Linked DNA regions of Homo sapiens: region 2 is linked to region 1. Evidence: chromatin contacts called from ENCODE Hi-C or POLR2A ChIA-PET data. All regions are on one chromosome and are shown on one strand. Each heading gives the region's core, a stretch centred on a gene start or an enhancer-like site at or near the end of the contact. The rest is flanking DNA. Distances are from core to core; before and after follow the strand shown.

The links. Hi-C counts contacts between places; a loop is a spot of excess contacts on that map. ChIA-PET counts read pairs that join two places held with the same protein, here RNA polymerase II (POLR2A). Pooled maps may share reads with other maps.
Region 2: a loop to region 1 is called in a map of CD8-positive, alpha-beta T cell, with 17 times the contacts of the local background. The contact joins the promoter of MAGT1 here to the promoter of SH3BGRL in region 1. A Hi-C loop is called at or near these places in 2 of 168 maps with a recorded cell type or tissue (CD8-positive, alpha-beta T cell and naive thymus-derived CD4-positive, alpha-beta T cell), 1 of 37 single-sample maps with no recorded cell type and 10 of 50 pooled maps. POLR2A ChIA-PET finds 5 or more read pairs at or near these places in 1 of 52 experiments (T-cell).

The regions. Positions count from the first base shown.
Region 1 is chrX:81,199,079-81,206,774 of GRCh38, reverse strand. SH3BGRL (SH3 domain binding glutamate rich protein like) reads right to left here and starts at 4,673. Exons shown (of 4, transcript NM_003022.3): 1 at 4,530-4,673. The coding sequence starts at 4,574. HMGN5 (high mobility group nucleosome binding domain 5) reads left to right here and starts at 4,862. Exons shown (of 7, transcript NM_030763.3): 1 at 4,862-5,038. RefSeq lists enhancers at 4,478-4,647, 4,768-5,017.
Region 2 is chrX:77,890,415-77,898,110 of GRCh38, reverse strand. MAGT1 (magnesium transporter 1) reads left to right here and starts at 2,676. Exons shown (of 10, transcript NM_001367916.1): 1 at 2,676-2,802. The coding sequence starts at 2,701. RefSeq lists an enhancer at 2,680-2,929.

The sequences.
Region 1 (7,696 bases), core at 3,424-5,923:
TCTTGGCCTTGGGTGAACAGTCACTTACCCTACTTACAGACATTCCCTTTTAGACACAATATCCCTCCTACACACTAGCTGCCCATTTCTCTATTCCCCTATATGCACATGCCCAGGCAACTCTTCTTCCACTTACAGGACTTACTTCCTCCCCTACCTCTTACTCGTGTTCAAATTTATTTCCTCATGCCTACTAGTTGCCATAAATCACTGGGAGGATGCATTTCTTGGTGGTTAAGTACATATTCTTTGGATTCAAACATCTTGCTTGGATTCAAGCTCTATGGCTTACCAACTGTGTAACCTTGAGAAAGTTATTTACTCTTTGAACCTGTATACTGTATTTCCTTCTCTGAAAAACAGAGATAATCATAGTGCTTAATTCAAAGGATTATTTTTAAAAATGAGATAGTATCTGACATACTTAGGGGCTTCTACTGACTATCATTATTATGGTTACCATCAAGAAGTCCATTACATTGGTCTGGGCAAAGATTTTTTGGGTAAAACCTCAAAAACAGGCAATGAAAGTAAAAATAGACAAATGGAACTATATTAAGCTAAAAAGCTTCTGCACAGCAAAGGAAACAATCAATAGAGTAAGGAGAAACCTAAAAATGGGAGGAAATATTTTCCAACTATCCATCTGACAAGAGATTAATATGTGGAATATATAAGGAAGTCAGTAGCAAAAAAGAAACCCACAAAAAAACAAATAATCCAATTTTTTTAAATGGCAAATGATTTCAATAAACATTTCACAAAAGAAGACATACAAATCGCAAACAGGTATAAGAAAAAATGTTCCGCATCACTAACCATCAGGAAAATGCAAATCAAAACTATAATGAGATAACATCTCACTCCAATTAAAATGGCTATTACCAAAAAGATAACAAATGCTGGTAAGGGCACTGAGAAAGCGGAATACTAGTACACTTTTGCTGGGAATGTAAATTAGTACAGCTGCTATGGAAAACAGCACAGAGATTTCTCAAAAAAACAAAAATAGAACTACCACATGATCTAGAGCTGCCATGGAAAACAGCATAGAGGTTCCTCAAAAAACAAAAATAGAACTATCACATGATTTAGCAATCTCACTTTTGGGTATATATCCAAAAGAAAGGATATCAGTATATCAAAGAAATATCTGCACTCCCATGTTTATTAAAGAACTATTCAAAATAACTATGATATGTGGCTAAGTGTCCATCAACGGTGAATGAATAAAGGAAATGTGATATATATATATATATATATATATATACACACACACACACACACATATATATACACACACTTATATATACACACATATATATACACACACAAAATAAAATATTATTCAGCCATAAAAATGATATTCTGTTATTTGTGACAACATGGATGAGCCTGGAGGACATTATTTTAAGTGAACTAAGACATAACACAGAAAGACAAAAGACATACCACACGTTCTCACCCATGTGGGAGCTAAAAAAGTCGATCCCATGAAGATATTGGGTAGAATGGATGGTGGTTACCAGAGGCTGAGAAGGGTAGGGGGAAAGAAGGATTAAGAGAGGTTGGTTAATGAGTACACAAATACAGTTAGATAGAAGGAATAAGATCCACTGTTCAATTGCACAATAGGGTGGCTATAGTTACCAATATAATTTACTGTATAGCTAGAAAAAACAGCTAGAATGTTTGGAATGTTCCCACCACAAATAAATGATAAATGTTTGCGGTAACGGATATCCTAATTACCCTAATTTGATCATCACACATTGTGTGCATGTATCAAAAGATCATATGTCCCCCATAAATATGCACAATTATGATATATCAATAAAAATAAAAAATGAAATCCATTGCAAAGACCAACATACTTGTTTTCATTTCTAAACTTTCAAGAAGCAAGTGCTACTCTTCACTATTAGGCCACTTTTTTTGTTTTGTTTTGTTTTTGAGAGAAAGTCTCGCTCTGTTGCCCAGGCTGGATTGCAGTGGTGCGATCTCTGCTCACCGCAAGCTCCGCCTCTTGGGTTCACGCCATTCTCCTGCCTCAGCCTCCCGAGTGGCTGGGACTGCAGGCGCCCGCCACCATAATAAGTTAACATTGTCTTGCCAATTATCACAGATCCAGATCCCCCACTCTGCCCAGTATAACCAGTATAACATCTGTTGTTTTTTTTTTTAATGACAACCAGTAGGAAGATTAAGAAACAGTCAGCTACCACCAATCCAAAGCAAAGAAGCTTTTAACTGTTCTTCAGACAACTAAACTTAGTCACTTATTGAAGTATCTCACTATGTGCAATTGTAGGACTCCATCAGGATATTTGCTCAAAACTTTCTAACTTATGTATTAAAACAAACAGGGCATCAATCTTAAAGGAAAACTTTAGTACAGCAAACTGAAAAGTGCCTTTCTGAAGTAAATAATCACCACTCCATTCATGTTACAAAGAAGTACTCACTTTACACTGTTTTGGTATTATTTAAAAGTGTTGTAATAGTATAATAAAGCAAGGATTTATTTTGGCATTATGAAGTAGAATTTTGATAACAGGTTCATTGAACTATAATTACTACAGTAGATAAATTTCTAATAAATTTCTAACTACTCATGACAAAAAATTGAAATAAAATACAAATACCATAAACATCTGCCATTTGCATGGTCTTCAACAATAAAGTCCAACAAAGATGGGAAGAATAGACACTGAAGACTACAGAGGAGGGAGGGAGGAAGGCAAAGGTTGTAAAATTACCTATTGGGTACTACGCCCACTACCAGGGTGAGAGGTTCAATGGTACCCCAAACCTTGCACAGTATACCCATGCATCAAATCTGCACATGTACCCTCTGAATCTAAAATAAAAGTTGAAATCTAAATAAAAAAAAAAAGGAGTCCAATAAAGGAAATAATAGAAGACAGCAGCCATTTCTAAGGCTCTTGGAAACTTAAGACTTAACAAAGAGAGGTGCAGTTATTCTTACTTGAATAGAAATTCTGAAAGCAGTTTCTTGTTGAATCTACTTTTAAAGAAGGGGTAGAGGAAGGAGAAAGCAAAGAATAAATAACAGTATTGAAACTGTATGACTCCCAAAGCAAAACTAACTGCCTGATCTGTTCAGTCTCATTAGGGGTTTAACTAAAGGCATTAAGTTGGACTTTACAATTATTGGATTGAGTTGAGACTCTGAGCAACTCAAATTTTACTTTGAAATATTAGACAACATGTATGGAAAATAATAAAGCAAGAGGCTCATAAAATTAGGTCCAAAGGAAATATAAAAGGTGTTCTTTTTTTTAACCTAAACTTATTCAAAAAATGTAAGATTAAATTTTCTGATATTCCAAAATTGCATAAACATATCCACACATGGTGGCCAGAGAAGACAAAGTTCAAATATCAAGGTTCTTGTGATTTAACATAACCTCCACTTCCATTCCACATCCTCTCAGGTGTAAATAAACAAGCCAAAAAATAAAAACACACAACAACCTGGATTAGCTGCTGCTCTAAAGCTCAAGAAGAGGGAAGGGGTTCCTATACCCTACAATCTGAACCCACACATCTGTTCTTGCCACTGTCTGCCTTTCTCTTGAGTTGTAAAAAGCAGAAGCACTTTCATTTATCATGGATATACACTCATCTTGCACCCCAGTTTATCATATTCTCCCGACAGCTGCTGAAAATTTGTTATTCTAAATTAAGAGTAAGTGAATCCATGAAAGAGAAAGTCCTATCATTTGAAGCAGCAGCAACTCAGGCTGCCACTACACAAGAAGCCACTGAGCTCCCTATCCAGTTCTCAATATACTTGAAGCAGTGAGAGAAATTTAAAAGTAAAATATTTTGAAAGAATAGAAACAGTCAAAATAAGGGACAATATGGGGGGAAAACTGAATCTCGTGTCATATTAAGTTAAAAAAAAATTTACGTCATTGTTACCAACTTCCCCTCCCAATTTGTCTAGTTCTAACAGGCCTTCAAGCTCAAGTTAACCACTTTCTTCTACACACTCTCAAAATAACTCTATTACCAGGGTCTCACTCACCCAGAATAATTACAATGCCTCGGTAGGCCTCCACTCAATCCCCACCAGTTACAGCATGTGTACCCCCATCCTTTACAGAAGTGCACTCCTCCTTGTCTCAGTACTTAGGGCGTATTCATCAAATGTCTCACTCTTGAAACTCACCAGTGTGCGATTTTACTTGACTTCACGTAACCCTAAAGACCGTATAGCACCATCTCCCATCTCCCAAAACTTGGTAGCTTTCGTTTTCCTTCAAAGCAGAAATGTGCCCCCCAACGTCACGAAGCAAACAAAGCTGAACTCTATGTGGAAAAAAAAAAAAATGAAATCGATGCAACAAAGGGAAAAAAGGGAAGAAGAAGGGTGGGATCGGGGATGCATGAGTCTTCCAAAGGAGAAGCTGCCAGAGGAACTTCTGCATTTTAATGGTTCTGGGGCAGCAGAGGACTGGTGTGTAGGAAAACAACAAAGGTGGACTCCCCACTCTCCTTACCGCTGTAGAGCCAGAGGAAGATGCAATATATACACGGATCACCATCCTGGGAACAGCGGCTGCGGTTGTTTGGGTCCTGAAAAGGGCTGTGGAGCAGCTGCAGCAATGGCTGGAATCCAGCTAGGGGCTGAAACAGCGGTTGGCAGAGAAGGGTGGGGGAAGGTGGAAGGAGAACTCGCCAGAGCCCCGCCTCCGCCTTTAGCAGCTTCCACCGAGCTCTCTAAGCGCTGCAGTTCCAGCCCAAAACCCCGGAAGGAACAGGCTGTTTGCATCAATTCTATTTTTTTTTAATAGGGAATCTCGAATAGCACCGCGAGATCTGTTGAAACATTGATTTTTGACGATTCCTTCCCTGAGAAGAGGGCGAGGAGAAGAAGAAAGAAAAAGGAGAACTGAATTGAATTAGATTAGCATGAAGGACCTTTTCACGCGGAGACTAAAAGTACTGCGCATAACTTCCTGCTCAGAAATATATGCAAATAAGAAGACAGATCCTGAAAGAGCAAGCTGTATGTTGAAAACCCATGTTCTCAAAGCCTTGCGCATTTTAAGATTCCTATTACGTAGTGATTTTTCTGATCTTAGCTCGTTGTAGGAATTAGGCACTAAAGTACTGAGCAATGCTGCAGAGTTTTGAAGGAAAGTTTCAGGTTTCCTTAAGCCCAGAAATGGCAGGATTGGTTTTCTTTTTGAATTTTGTGTTTTGTTAAATTAGGGAACCCTGCTTCCGTGGGAATTTGCAGGAGGCCTGATTGGCAAGTTTAAGAATGAAGGAATAAATTACAAAGAAAAGATTGAAAATATTGTGTAAAAAGATGGATGATTTTTGTTTTGTTTTGCTTTTTAACTGACTGAAGTAAGGGATTTGGGAGAACATATTGCAGATGTTGAAATGGTGAAGAGAGAGATCAGATGGTTATTTGTAGCTCTAAGGAAATGAGCAAACAGTTAATAATGTCCAGAGACAGACCATATACTTCAAAGTGTAGTTTTAGGTTCCCAGATTATGTTAAATGAACAGAAAAAAAGGAATTTGCAAGATGAATGAGAGTGGAGAGGAGTCAGTCGCTTGTCCTACTTCTTTTCCTTTGCTGTTTTTCCACTGTCTCCAGTCTAGTGGTTTACTGTCTTTGCCTAGGCTCAGTGCTTACAATAGCTTTGTTAACTGTTCCCTACCCACAGGTTTTCCCTTCTCCAATCTGTCTTAAATACTAATTCCAAATTAATCTCTTTACATGTTGTCCTTAAAACAACCTCAAGAGGTGGGTACTATTACATTAATTTTACAGATGAAGAAACTGAAACTCAGAAAAATAGTTTTCCTAAAATCATATGGTTAGTACATTCCAGAGTTAGGAACTCCAGAGGCCACCTTCTTATTTTTTTTTAATTATACTTTAAATTCTAGGGTACATGTGCACAACGTGCAGGTTTGTTACATAGGTATACATGTGCCATGTTGGTTTGCTGCACCCATCAACTCGTTGTTTACATTAGGTATTTCACCTAATGCTATCACTCCTCCAGCCCCCCACCCCCCGACTGGCCCCGGGGTGTGATGTTCCCTGTCCTGTGTCCATGTGTTCTCATTGTTCAACTCCCACATATGAGTGAGAACATGTGGTGTTTGGTTTTCTGTCCTTGTGATAGTTTGCTTAGAATGATGGTTTCCAGCTTCATCCATGTCCCTGCAAAGGACATGAACTCATCCTTTTCTATGGCTGCATAGTATTCCATGGTGTACATGTGCCACATTTTCTTAATCCAGTCTATCACTGGGACATTTGAGTTGGTTCCAAGTCTTTGCTATTATGAATAGTGCTGCAATAAACATACATGTGCATGTGTCTTTATTATAGAAAGATTTATAATCCTTTGGGTATATGCTCAGTAATGAGATTGCTGGGTCAAATGACATTTCTAGTCTAGATCCTTGGGGGATCGCCACACTGTCTTCCACAATGGTTGAACTAATTTACACTCCCACCAACAGTATAAAAGCATTCCTATTTCTCCAAACCCTCTCCAGCATCTGTTGTATGATTGCCATTCTAACTAGCATGAGATGGTATTTCATTGTGGTTTTGATTTGCATTTCTCTCATGACCAGTGATGATGAGCATTTTTGCATATGTCTGTTGGCTGCATAAATGTCTTCTTTTGAGAAATGTCTGTTCATATCCTTTGCCCACATTTTGATGGGGTTGTTTTTTTCTTGTAAATTTGTTTAAGTTCTTCGTAGATTCTGGATATTAGCCCTTTGTCAGATGAGTAGATTGCAAAAATTTTCTCCCATTCTGTAGGTTGCCTGTTCACTCTGATGATAGTTTCTTTTGCTGTGCAGAAGCTCTTTAGTTTAACTAGATCCCATTTGTCTATTTTGGCTTTTGTTGCCATTGCTTTCAGTGTTTTAGTCATGAATCTTTGCCCATGCCTATGTCCTGAATGGCATTGCCTAGGTCTTCTTCTAGGGTTTTTATGGTGTTAGGTCTTACATTTAAATCTTTAATCCATCTTGAGTCAATTTTTGTATACGGTGTAAGGAAAGGATCCAGTTTCAGCTTTCTACATATGGCTAGCCAGTTTTCCCAGCACCGTTTATTAAATAGGGAATCCTTTCCCCATTGCTTGTTTTTGTCAGGTTTGTCAAAGGTCAGATGGTTGTGATGTGTGGTGTTATTTCTGAGACCTCTGTTCTGTTCCATTGGTCTATATATCTGTTTTGGTACCACTACCATGCTGTTTTGGTTACTGTAGCCTTGTAGTATAGTTTGAAGTCAGGTAGCATGATGCCTCCAGCTTTGTTCTTTTTGCTTAGGATTGTCTTGGCCATGTGGGCTCTTTTTTGGTTCCATATGAACTTTAAAGTAGTTTTTTCCAATTCTGTGAAGAAAGTCATTGGTAGCTTGATGGGGATAGCATTGAATCTATAAGTTACTTTGGACAGTATGGCCATTTTCACGATATTGATTCTTCCTATCCATGAGCACGGAATGTTCTTCCATTTGTTTGTGTCCTCTTTTATTTCATTGAGCAGTGGTTTGTAGTTCTCCTTGAAGAGGTCCTTCACATCCCTTGTAAGTTGGATTCCTGGGTATTTTATTCTATTTGTAGCAATTGTGAATGGGAGTTCACTCATGATTTGGCTCTCTGTTTGTCTGTTATTG
Region 2 (7,696 bases), core at 1,427-3,926, 3.3 Mb after region 1:
CATTCACATTGTTGTGCAACTATCACCATTATTCATCTCTAAGACTTTTTCATCGTGTAAAACTAAATGCTTTGATTATACATTTTGACTATTGAAAATATTAACATTATTCCAAAAGTCAAAACTAAACAGACTAGTGTACTTAGAGAAGTGTCATTCCCTCCCCTAACTGTTGCATTCCATTTCCACCAATTCCTATAGGTAACCGATTTCATTACTTTCTGGTTTATCTTGTGTGTTTCCTTTTGCAAAAATAGGCAAATACCTGTATGTTTTCTTATTTCTCTATTTTATACAAATGTAGCATAAAAATCCATTATCATTTTACATAAGTCTTCCTCATTCCTTTTTTACAGCTGCAAAATCTGTGGTGTATATGTGCTATAGTATATTCAGTCAATCTCCTATGTTGGAATATTTAGGTAGTTTCAAGAATATTTCAATTTCAATAATGCTGAAATGAATAACTTTGTGCACACATATTTTCATATTGCTGGATGTCTCTCTCCAAGGTAGGTTACTAGAAGTGGGATTGCTGGATTAAAGGATAAATATATGTGTAGTTTTTTTAGATATTGCCAAATTATAGATGTTGTAACGTTTTGCCTTCCCACCAGCAACGTATTAATATAAAGGGTGCCTGACTCCCCACAGCCTTGCTAATAGCATGTAGTGTCAAGCTTTTGGATTTTTGCCAATATGATAGGTAAGATATCCCTTTTAAACTTTAAAATTTTTATTTTTAAAACATACACATAGTAAAATTCACTTTTTGGTGTACAGTTCTATGCGTTTTGACAAATGCATACAATTGTGTCACCACCACCACAATTAAGGACAGAATAGCTCTAGCATCATAAAAACACCCTTGTTTGACCTCTTTGTGATCAACCCTTTTCCCTACCCCTAGCCCCTGGCAGCCACTAATCTGTTCTCTGTACCAATGAGTTTGCCTTTTCCAGAATGTCATATATAGATTGAATCATACAGTATGTCTCAGTGTACTTTTATTTTGCATTTTTTCTTTTTTCTTTCCTTTTTTTTTTTTTTTGAGATTGAGTTTCGCTCTTGTTGCCCAGGCTGGAGTGTGATAACACGATTTCAGCTCACTGCAAACTCCGCCTCCAGGGTTGAAGCGATTCTTCTGCCTCAGACTCCCATGTAGCTGGGATTACAGGCCTGCGCCACCACACCGGGCTAATTTTTAAATTTTTAGTAGAGACGGGGGTTTTGCCATGTTGGTCAGGCTGGTCTTGAACTCCTGACCTCAGGTGATCCACCCACTTCGACTTCCCAAAGTGCTGAGATTACAGGCATGAGCCATCGCACCCGGCCTGCATTTTCTTAATATAAGTTTCCATAAATGATTTAACTTTTTTTCACATCTGTATTTCACATCTCTTCACTTCGGAACCAGCTATTTTTCTTTCCATCCCATCTCCTTGTCTCTCCAACATACTGAAATTAATTTCCTGGTTTTTTTATCCAGTAGCGCCTAAAATAATAGTCATATAATATTTTCCACACCATCAAAATAAATCCAAATTGTAGGCAGATTGATTTTATCTTGTTGGTGTTTTCCTTCTTTACAACCTTACTTTTGTACCCATCCCCCAAACAAAATAATGAATAAAAAGAAGGAATTTGCTGTCTATAACCTGCAATTAAAGTCCTTGTTGGTGCTTTAAATATTAAGTCAAGGAGTTTAACTGAAAAAACAAACAAAAAAAGCCGGCCGGGCTTGGTGGCTCACGCCTGTAATCCCAGAACTTTGGGAGGCCGAGGCGGGCGGATCACCTGAGGTCAGGAGTTCGAGACCAGCCTGCCCAACATGGCGAAACCCCGTCTCTACTAAAATACAAAAAATTAGCCAGGCGTGATGGCGGGCGCCTGTAATCCCAGCTACTCGGGAGGCTGAGGCAGGAGAATCGCTTGAACCCGGGAGGCGTAGGTTGCAGTGAGCCGAGATGGCGCCACTGCACGCCAGCCTGGGCTACAAGAGCGAAATTCCATCTCAAAAAAAGCCATAAATAAACAAAAACTTTAAAAAATAATCTTTGATGTCCTCTTTTTTCAGCGCTCCTGGCAGTTTCTAGGACACAATAGGTATTCAACAAGCTCTTGTTCATATTTACCTTTAAAAATTTCCCTCAGTGGTATTAGGTATATTTTTGCTTTCCTACTTTTATTTTTTCACTTTGAAGTACTTTGGAGGCAGGATAACGGACTAAATAGCTCTTATCCCTCACGCGGCTAGGTCCCATTTTTCTAGAATATTACATGAAGGCGGCGAATTTCAAGGACTTCTAAATGAGTCTTTGAAAGATTCTGTTCTAGCAACTTCAAGCCATTTTGGACTCCGAAAACTCCGCAATATTTCACAACTGCGCATGCGTGCTTGGAAAGCGTCAGCGCGCTAGATGTTTACGTATCGAGAAAGGGGCGGGTCATTATCTTTAGCGGACCAATGAAAACGCTCCAGATTATCTTTTTTCTATTGGCCGACCGGGGCCAATTAGAAATCAACCTTCTTTTAGCGGGCGTGTAGCGCCAGCGCGCTGTGACGTAATGTGAGGGGTCTCCCGGCAGGGCTGAGCTGGACCAATGAGGAAAGGCAAGGGGCCGATTTGCCTGTTCTCACGCCCCACCCTCAGACCTAGCCGGAGCAAAGTTTCACTTATAGAAGGGAGAGGAGCGAACATGGCAGCGCGTTGGCGGTTTTGGTGTGTCTCTGTGACCATGGTGGTGGCGCTGCTCATCGTTTGCGACGTTCCCTCAGCCTCTGCCCAAAGAAAGAAGGAGGTGAGAACGCGGTTTCCAGCAGCATGGGCTTTTCCCAATGACTGGGGCTTAAGAGGGTCTGTTCGCCTCTTCCCAGCCCCCTTTCCCTGCCGCTTCTATGCCTTTGGTGGCTTCAATTACGCGGTTTTCGGAGTTGTGGAATTCGTGAGAGAAGGAACTGTAACTCTTTGTCTTCTGGGGATGTAGAATCTGAGAGTGGAGTAGCGTAGGTGACAGCCCGACTTCTACAGTCTTGTGAATGTGCATAGCTATGAGTTTTGACACTTTTGAGTGTGGGCCCCGTCAGGTGTTGGGGGTGGGGAGTTCGACTTTAGATCCCAGGAGTAGGATATCTGAGACTCTATACTGCTGGCCGATGTAACTCCCTGAATGATGTGTAAGAGTTCTCTATTTTCTAGCATTTTCATTTCAGGAGTGTGAGAGTTAGACCAAAGAGTGAAATTATGCCAGATTTATTACTTTGTCCAAATAATTGTTTCAAGGCAATTTACCAGATTGAAAGCTCCTAACCATTTTCAATCATTCCACAAATGTAAGCATGCTAGGCAATGTTCTAGGCACTTGATATACATAAATGAACAAAACTAAGATCTTGTGGAACTCATAGGCTTTAGGAAGTGGAGGAGATACAGTATTCTCACCATTAAGCAATCCAGGTAGAGGAATTTTAACAATGCGTTTTCAAACGTTTGTGATTTGGAGTCCTATACTCTTAGGACTTTAAGACTACTAGCAATTACTTATACCCTCTAATTTTATAGATGAGAAAAAGAGTCTTAAATTTAGAAAATGAACGAGGACTCAAACCCTACGTCAGTCATTCTAACTCTATTTCCTGTACATTCTGTGCTTCCTCTAATAGAGAAAAACTGTGCACATACTCTAAAAATACCAGTTAAGCACTTCAGATACTTGTCTACTTGAGCTGAATTAAGAAAGAAAGCTATCTTCTCTATGTTTCTAAGTATTTGAACTATTCCATAAGAAGAAAAACTAAGCTAGGAAGTTAAACTTAATGAGTTGCTTATTAGATTGGCAAAGAGTACAATAAAAATATACAATTGTCAAAAGTATCGTGAAGTGAGCAGGCTCAGACACTGAAACTAGAAATTGATGTCCTTCTTTGGGAGGATCCTAAGCTATGGTTATGTGGAAAAGAAGATGCAGAGCAATGCATAATTTTATGTCTTAGAAATTTTTTATGTTAAAAACAACAGCATCCCCTATATATAAGTATATGTGTATGTATAGAGAAATCTCTGTAAGGATACATGACAATACCTTAACAGTGGCTATCTCTAGGCAGTTGGGATTATCGATGAGGGGAACGTTTTCACGTTTTACTTTACATGCTGGTATTGCTGGTATTACCTGAATTTCCACGATGACCACTTTTTTTTTTTTTTGAGACCGGGTCTCGCTCTGTTGCCCAGGCTGGAGTTCAGTGGTGGGATCATGGCTCACTGCAGCCTCGACTTCCTGGGCTCTAGTGATCCTCTCACCTCCACCTCCACCTCCCGAATATCTAGGACTACCGGCATGTGCCACAATATCCCTGGCTACTTTTTTATCTTTTTGTAGAAACGGAGTCTCTCTGTGTTGACAGGCTAGTCTCAAACTCCTGGGCTCAAGTGTTGCTTCCGCCTTGGCCTCCCAAAGTGTTGGGATTACAGGTGTGAGCCACTGTGCCTAGTCCACTTATTCTTTTTAATTAAAAAGTGAAGGCTTTTTAAAACTTAGCATTTCTACCAGTGAAATTATATTTATTCATTGACTCTCTCACTGAACTGGAAGCACAACAGCCTAGCTGAAAATAGGTTTTGTTTTTTTTTTAAAGGAATCAGCACTGAATTGTATACTTTAAAATGGTCAATATGGTGAATTTTATGTTAAGGCAATAAATTACATGCCTTCCTTGATCTTTCTGTACTCTCTTGGAAGTACATTCACCCTTTTCATGCATGTACAAGACTTATGCGAGAATATCTTCCTTTTCTCTTACCCCACCCTTTCATTCACCTGAAGATTCCTACTCTTCAAGTCTTAGCTCAAACAGTATCTTCTTTCTTCCTCGGCTAAAGTTTTCTTGGTGCCTCCAGGTGAACTGAGATGAATTCAGCACAGCATATAGTCATTGTAGGTATGTATGTATTTATTTGGAGACAGGGCCTCTTACACAGGCTGCATGCTGTGCAATGGCACTATCATGACTCACTGCAGCCTCTACTTCCTGGGGTCAAGTGATCCTCCCACCTTGGCCTCCCAAAGTGCTGAGATTACAGGAGCGAGCCTCCATGCCTGACCTGTATTGTCCTTGTTTATATGCCAGTCTTTGCCCTAACACTGTAAGCATCTTGAATGCAAAAACTTCTTAATTTTTCTTTACCTCACATCCAGCATTTTCTGTCAAAATGTCCTCAACAAACATCAGATTAACTGTGTACTTATATAAAATCAGGAATCTGTTCTTTCTTTTTATAAATGTATATATATATTTAAAAAAATTTTTTTTCAGACAGGGTCTCACTCTGTTGCCAAGGCTGGAGTGTAGTGGCATGATCATAGCTCAGTACAGCCTTATGACCTCACTGGGCTCAGGTGATCCTCCCACCTAAGACTTCCCAGCTGGGACTACAGGCATGTGCCACCATGCCTAGTTAATTTTTATATTTTTTGTAGAAATGGGGTTTTGCTGTGTTGTCCAGGCTGGCCTTGAACTCCTGGACTCAAGTGATCTACCCACCTTGGCCTCCCAAAGTGCTGGGATTACAGGCATGAGCCACTGTGTTCAGCCGGGAATCTGTTCTTTCAGTTGTAGGTTTTCTTAGATTTCACAACATAAAATTGGATTTTCTCATCAGTAAGCATGGAATTTATATAGGCTGCTAAAGATGATTTAGTTTTTCCTCCTTCCCTCTCTGAGAATGGTTTAGGCTGTCTTTAAAAAGACTACTATGATACTCCTTAGACACAGTTTCAAAATATGGGTGTTCTGTTGCAGAACATTTTTTTGTCAATTTTTGAAAACATTATTTAAAAAAATTCCAGGTCTATCTACTATAATAAATTTGACTTTAAATAATAGGGTAATGTCTGATCTTAAAATCTATTTTTTGCTGGGTGCAGTGGCTCACGCCTGTAATCCCAGCACTTTGGGAGGCCGAGGCGGGTGGATCACTTGAGGTCAGGAGTTCAAGACCAGGCTGGCCAACTTGGGGAAACCCCGTCTCTACTAAAAATACAAAAAAAATTAGCCAGCCAGGGTGGCACATGCCTGTAGTCCCAGCTACTCAGGAGTCTGAGGCATGAGAATCGCTTGAACAAGAGAGCGAGACTCTGTCTCAAAAAAAAAAAAAGTGTGCATATATGTATATTCTTTTTAAAAGATACCTCCCCTAAATAAATATGATTAAAAATCACTCAAGTTCCTCATAGTTGTCTATTGCTAAATGGAATGCTACCCTGCTTATTATTTATACCTTTAACAATGTTTTCATTGGAACGTGGACTTATTTTTCTTTTTAAATTTTTAAAAATGTTTTGTGGAGACCGGGTCTCACTATGTTGACCAGGCTGGTTTCAAACTCCTGGCCTCCAGCAATCCTCCTGCTTTGACCTCCTAAAGTGACAGAATTACAGGCGTGAGCCACTGAGCCCAGCCATTTATTCTCTGATATTTATCGAATGCATTCTACATGCCAGGCACTATAGTTTACACTCATTATCTATAATACACACATTAACATTGCAGAGTAAGTATTAACCCCTTCGAAAGATAAGGGGACTTTAAAGATGAGGGGACTGGCCAGGCATGGTGGCTCATGCCTATAATCCCAGAACTTTGGGAGGCTGAGGTGGGAGGATCCCTTGAGGTGATGGGAGGATCCCTTGAGGCCAAGAGTTTGAGCCCAGCCTGAACAACATAGCCAGACTCATCTCTACCCACCCCAGATAGATAGATAGATAGATAGATAGATAGATAGATAGATAGATGAGGGAACTGACAGTAAGCAAGAGGGTGGTTGGGGGCTTGCTCATAGAAGCACAGCTCTAAGAAACTGAGCTGGGATCCCACACTGGTCTGTCTAGTTCCAAAGCCTATGTTTTGTGCTAGGCAACAAAGGCTTGTTTTTGCAGCGACTGGTTTTATTTTATGGTGAATCCTTTCCCCCTGTTGTGGAAGGGAAGTTGTTCATCCTCGCATCTGGTGTTATCTTAGAGAGGCAGCATGATAAAAATGAAGAAGCATGGTCTTTGATAAAATTATTCATATTTCTTTACTTCTGGGAATCTATAATAATAATAATAATATGAAATGTGGAAAGTGATGAACACGCAATGCATACTGAAGCATAATAAAAATGGTCATCATAATGCTAGGATGGCAGATAGATCTCCCTCCCCAGTTTTCCAAAAAAGTCTGTAGTTTTAAAGAGGATATGCTTTAATCCACCCCCAATGATGTTTAACAAGTTACTCTGAGTCTCATTTTCCTCATCAGTAGAATGGAAAAAATGCTGATTTCTTTGGCTATTGTGAAAATTAAATGAGATGAGGGATGTGAAGTACCTAATGCAGTACCTGGCATATAGAAGATGTTAAGTAAATGTTAGAAAATAAAGTGAGATTATATTCCTCTGGGTGGTAAATGTTTTGCAGTTGATCTTTTTGGGATGTTTAACAAGGCAGGCTATCATTGGAAAAACTTTGCTTTGAGAAATGACTCATGAAAGTATCACATGTGCAAAAAACCCTGCAGTTCTCTAGAAAATATCTGATTAGAGAAACAGGCTTAGTAGCAGTTGCAGAACAATTAAATGGAGACACCACCAAAAAATTAAAAACTAAGGAAAGGGGACAAGGATAGATTTTAGCTCTATCCAGGAAGTACGTG